Linked DNA regions of Homo sapiens: region 1 is linked to region 2. A link is a loop called in an ENCODE intact Hi-C map of the cell type or tissue named here. Cell type or tissue: IMR-90. All regions are shown on one strand. Each heading gives the region's core, and the rest is flanking DNA. Links, peaks and the distances in the headings are about the cores only. Region 1 has its middle 60 kb from the start of LINC03111. Region 2 has its middle 110 kb from the start of LINC03111.

The links. Peaks named below come from ENCODE experiments on the same cell type or tissue, not always from the same donor. Only the 100,000 strongest peaks of a DNase experiment are listed, where the experiment ranks them.
Region 1: it touches region 2 in a loop (2.3-fold over the local background); 2 of 110 quality-filtered maps call a loop at or near these places.

The regions. Positions count from the first base shown.
Region 1 is chr18:60,063,358-60,066,282 of GRCh38, reverse strand. No RefSeq gene overlaps it. Among named protein-coding and RNA genes, the nearest start is that of LINC03111, 60 kb to the left of the region's middle. In IMR-90, for the core only: no CTCF peak of the experiment used is centred there; no DNase peak of the experiment used is centred there.
Region 2 is chr18:60,018,102-60,021,026 of GRCh38, reverse strand. It overlaps the pseudogene RNU6-567P. Among named protein-coding and RNA genes, the nearest start is that of LINC03111, 110 kb to the left of the region's middle. In IMR-90, for the core only: no CTCF peak of the experiment used is centred there; a DNase peak (open chromatin) is centred at 1,446.

The DNA of each region.
Region 1 (2,925 bases), core at 333-2,832, 45 kb before region 2:
ACATAGGCTGCAGTGCAGTGGTGTGATTATTGCTCACTGCAGACTCGACCTCCTGGCTCAAGGGATTCTCCCATCCCGGCACAACCTCCTACCCCTGCCAACCCTCTAGTAGCTGGGACTAAAGGCACACTCTACCATGCCCAGCTAATTTTTGTATTTTTGTGTTTTGTTTGTCTGTTTGTTTGTTTGTTTTTGTAGAAATGGGGTTGTGCCATGTTGCTCAGGCTGATTTCAAACTCCTGGGCTCGAATCTCAGCTTCCCGAAGTGTTGGAATTACAGGTCTGAGCCACTGCACCAGGTCTGACAATGTTTCTATTTTTAAGATGTTGTCAAAAGAGGTGAACCTCACTTTGACTGTGAGGTTTTTGAAAGACTTGGAAAAGAAATTGATTTATATAAGCTTGTCCAACCCATGGCCTGCAGGCTACATGCAGCCCAGAACAGCTTTGAATGTGGCCCAACATGAATTCCTAAACTTTCTTAAAACATTATGAGATTTTTTTGCAATCTTTTCTTCTCATCAGCTATCATTAATGTTATATGTATTTTACTTACATGTGGCCCAATACAATTCTTCTTCCAATGTGGCCAGGGAAGCAAAAAGATTGGACACCCCTGGATTAATAGGTACCTTAGTTTCAGAGTAATTCTTTTCTAATACAGTTCATCTATTATTTAAAAGGAAATAGAGTGAATGTCTTTGAAAGTATAATCAGAGAAGAGCCAGCTGTAATCGTCAAAATTTTGTAATCCAAGAAAGAGTCCACCAGTATTATTAAAGCCACCCTGCAACTCATTGGCCAGTGATCTGAGAAACAACTCTATGCTAGTTTTACTTTTCTCTTTGAAATACTTTCTACAGATTTCAAAGTCAGTAAAATTACATATTCTTTTAAAATTTTTTATTTAACCCTAATGCAACTAGGTTGTTCAACAATATTTCTTCTACTGTCTGATCCACAAAAATAATAAACACAACACATATTCAAATTTGATGAGTAAGGCGTGCCTGGTTTCATGGTGTGCCAGACTAAAAGGAAAATGTAAAGAAAACAGATCTAGAAGACCAAGAACAGAGAACTTGAACTAGTTTTCAGGTTTTTTTGGTTTTTTGGCGGGGGGGGGGGTTTGGTTTTTTGTTTGTTTCTTTAAGATGGAGTCTCACTCCGTCGCCCAGGCAGGAGTGCAGTACTGCAATCTTGGCTTACTGCAATCTCTGCCTCCCAGGTTCAAGAGATTCTCCTGCCTCAGCCTCCTGAGTAGCTGGGATTACAGGTAACTGCCACCACACCCAGCTGTTGAACTAGTTTTAGTGATAATTTCTCCATTCAAATCATTATAGTACAAACTAGAATATTCATAGTGGAATAGTGAATTTAAATTCATAGTGGAATAGTGAATAAGATTCCACTAGAGTATTCATAGTGGAATAGTGAATTTAGATTTAACTTAGCAGTGTGCATGGGGGGTTGAATCAACTATCTGAGATATGGCAACAAGAGTTTCCATGTAGTGATAAGACATAGGAAAGGGATTGTAAACAATGTGATTCCAAGAGGATCTATTTTGAACCGGATTCTAGTACACAGCTGAAAATATAGAGATAATTCAGGCAAACATTGAGAAAAAGATTGTCAAAGTTAACTAGGGGAAAATATGGAAGGCTTTCAAGACAGAGATCCAGTCTTAAAGAGAGGACTAACTGGAGGACAAATGGAGGGCCTGAGCCAGCATCTCAGTCATGGATGAGCAACACGGAAAGCCTATGCTTCCTTGGTTCTGCAGATTTACCCCAGGCACACTGGCAATTGTGCCTACAGCAGATTGAGTCATTCAAGACCATTAACCATTAATGTGAAGATGGTTTTCACATCATTCAGGATTGACTTGGGAACTGTGGGTGGTAAACTGAGGGGTGATGAGTAAGCCTAAAGCAATGAGTAAATAAACTGATTCCAGAATTTAAAATGGGGCCAATTTCATTGTGAGGATTAAGAAGGCAAGTAATAATATATACCATCCAACACAACAGATGACACAGTAATTATTTTGATTGAACTTTGGAATATAGCTTATAGTTGGTTCATCATTCATCAATTTGTGGTTCTGCTATCTACTATTATCTACTATTCTATCTACTCCCAAAAGAAGAGAAAGGTCTTATGTATTTATGTGCATTTATTTAGAAAAATCTCTCATGGTTGTATACATATTTATAGTTACATGTAAAATAAAATGCATAGATCACTGTACCTGGAATGCTACCATTTATGTAAAGAAGGGATGAAAATAAGATAAATTTCTGTTTTCTTCTATATGCATTAAAAAATCTCTGGCATAAGGAGCCTGAGGCAGGAGGATAGCTTGAGCCCAGGAGTTCAAGGCTGCACAATCCAGCCTGGGTGACATAGCAAGACCTGTCTCAAAGAAGAAAAATCTCTGGCAAGATCAGCAAGGCATGCAGGAACAAAAACCCAATATATAGGGGCAGGAATGAGAGAGAGAGACTTCTCAATGTATATTCACTTTCTACTTTTGGAAATTTTATTTATGTAATTGTTTCCTCTTTAAAAAGTAAAGCATTTTAAAATATAAAGATACTTAATGTATGTATTTAAATGTTTATTTTAAAATATGCGAAATAAATAAACAGGAGCCATGTTATGAAGAAGAATAATGAAGATGAAAGCACTGAAAAAGAAAAAGGTGGGAGAGTCTTAAGATACTTATTGTTTGGTGGCAAAAAAAGTTTGATTTGAATTCCCTGGAAGTCAAGGAATCAAGGAAAACAAGATAAGTTATATAACAATCATTATTCATAAACAGAACCACATTGCCCAATTTCCCTACTGAATAGCCTGAGTATGGGTCCCACAGGGCAAAGCCTGGGGACAGGAGCATCTATTACCTAGAGCTCTGGGTGC
Region 2 (2,925 bases), core at 284-2,783:
TGTCTTAAAGGCACACAGTAACTACTGCAGTAACATCTCCAGCCTGACCCTCTCCACTCTCGTTCTTCAAAAAGCAGACTGGACCAACTTAGTGAAGAAATAGGCAGAACCACTATTCTCCCACAGTCATTCCTTCTCATTACTTTAATTTAAAGCAGTGGTTCTCAAAGTGTTTTCCCCCAGAACAGCACATCAGCATCACATGGGAACTTATTAGAAATGCAAATTCCCCAGCTGCCCCACACCCACTGAATCAGAAACTCTGGGGCTGGAGCCCAGCAATCTGTTTAACAGGCCCAGTGGGAACTTTTAGGGCAAGCTAACATTTCAGAGTTGTTGATTTTATAGCAGCCATTTCAAACTTGGCTGCAAATTGGAGTCACTTAAGGAGCTTAAAAACTACAGCTGTCTGGGTCCTGCCCTCAGACACCATGTTGTACTGTAATTTGTCTGGGAAGTAGCCTGGTTTCAGGACTCAAAGCTCGCTAGGTAATTCCAATACACAGCAACATTCAAGGACAGAAACACTGCCTCAGACCTTATTTCACTCCACCCATGAAAATAATACTGTCTGGGAAAAGATGCCAGCTCAGTGGGCTGGAACCTAAGAGATACTTAGTAAAGGACACAAACCTCAGGTACCCTTCCTGAAGAGACCTTGGTTACATGTGAACTCAGATGCAGGTACCCGATTACCCAGAACTGTACTGAATCCCACAGTCTTCTCCTGAGTACCCAGATGTTCCATGCTGCACGCAGAGCTCAATCCTAAGGACATCACCTGTGCTAACAGCAGCAGTTAGGAGAGGATTTTCAGGAAATGATCAAATAAAACTTGATTTTTTTTTTTTTTTTTTTTTTTTTGAGAAGGAGTCTCGCTCTGTCGCCCAGCGATCTTGGCTCACTGCAAGCTCCGCCTCCCGGGTTCACGCCGTTCTCCTGCCTCAGCCTCCCGAGTAGCTGGGACTACAGGCACCCCGTCACCACGCCCGGCTAATTTGCTGGGATTACAGGCGTGAGCCACTGCGCCCGGCCAACTTGATTCTTATATTTCATGCTAATAGGGAGAGGACTGGTGGAAAATAATTAAACATGATTCTTATAGTTGATGCTACATTTGAGTTTTAGATTTGGGGGTAAAACTTTTTCTAACCAACGATACTGGCACCTTAGGATCTATTAATAACAAGTAAAAGTATAATTTAAGATACAAAACCTATGCTTCCTTCCATTCTGTAAAGCAGCCTTGGTTGGAACTTCCCTGCACTCCCATTTTCACTTTATTTTAGCACAAACAAGGCTGTCTTCCAGGTAATTGCTTCCAGTCTGTTGCTGCTGGTAGGTTACCGGCAAAGAATGCATTTTATGCATCTCTGCATCCGCAGGGCCCAGTGCTCAGAAGGCATTTCTTAATGCTTGTTGAATGAATCAGCGAATGAACTATGAAAGCTTCACACAATCTTCAAGACAGAATTTATATATTCCGTCAGCAACCACAAAATAAACAGATTTGTGTCTTTAGCATGACAAAAGCTGTAAAAAAAATAGTTTTTTACACAGAGGACTGAGACCCTTTTTCTTAATTTTCCCTTGTTCCCAACAAAATCTTTAGAAAACTAGAAGATTGAAATTTTTTAAAAAAAGAAGTTCTGACATTCTAGGAAAAGAGGAGTGGAAGGCATTCAAAACCCCTCAAAAAAAAAAATCCAGTAACAGGATAAACTATTTATCAGGAAAGAACGTCTCTGCAATGCATGTTTGTGCATGCAAATTTCTCATGTGTGTGAGAAATAGGGCAATGGTAAAATGTGTAAAAATAGAAATCTGTTTTGCAAATAATTAAAATCATTTAGCTACTTTCATAATAGTTTACTTAGGATTTATATTCTAAACACAATCTCTAAAAAGGGGGTCTACAAACTCTTTTTGTGAAGGGTCAAAAAGTAAATATTTAAAGCTTCATGAGTCATGTGGTCTCTGTTGCAACTACTCAGCTCTGCCTTCTGTAGCACAAAAAGCAGCCGTAGATTATATGCAAATGAATGGAAGTGACTGTGTTCCCATAAAATTTAATTTCTGCTCTCTAAATGTGGCTCAGATGTATTCCTTCCTTTTCTTCTCTGCTGTTGACACCTGTGGTCTTCACCGTCATTAGAGCTGTGAAATCCTGGCTTAGCCATCTCAGTCATTCATTTATTCAACAAATTCTTGTCCACCATCTGGGATGTGCCTAGGCATTGGGGTATGTCCTTGGGAATCTAGGAGAGAAGAAAGCTCTTCTGATGGTTTTGCAGTTTTTTTTTAGTAGAATGCTGCACAAGTGTGTGTCATCCTTGCACAGGGGCCATGCTAATCTCTGTATCATTCCAATTTGGGTATATATGTATTGCCAAAGCAAGCACCCTGCTGGAGTTTATAGTATGGGGGGGAGACAGACTACATATAAAATAACCATGTGTTAGAGCAGTGGTTCTAATGGAGTGAGGGATAGAGGTTCCCTCCTGGGGCCATTTGGCGATGTTTGGAGACAGTTTCAGTTGCCATATCTGGGGATGAGGTGCTTCTGGCATCCAGTGGGCAGAGTCCAGGGATGCTGCAAAACATCCCACAAGGCACAGGACAGACCACCAGAACACAGTTATATCCAGCCCAAAATGTCAGTGGTGCAGAGGGTTAGAAACTCTGAATTAGAACTAGTTTACAGTCCCACCAACAGTGTAAACTAGTTCAACCACTGTGGAAGTCAGTGTGGCGATTCCTCAGGGATCTAGAACCAGAAATACCATTTGACCCAGCCATCCCATTACTGGGTATATACCCAAAGGACTATAAATCATGCTGCTATAAAGACACATGCACACGTATGTTTATTGCAGCATTATTCACAATAGCAAAGACTTGGAACCAACCCAAATGTCCAACAAT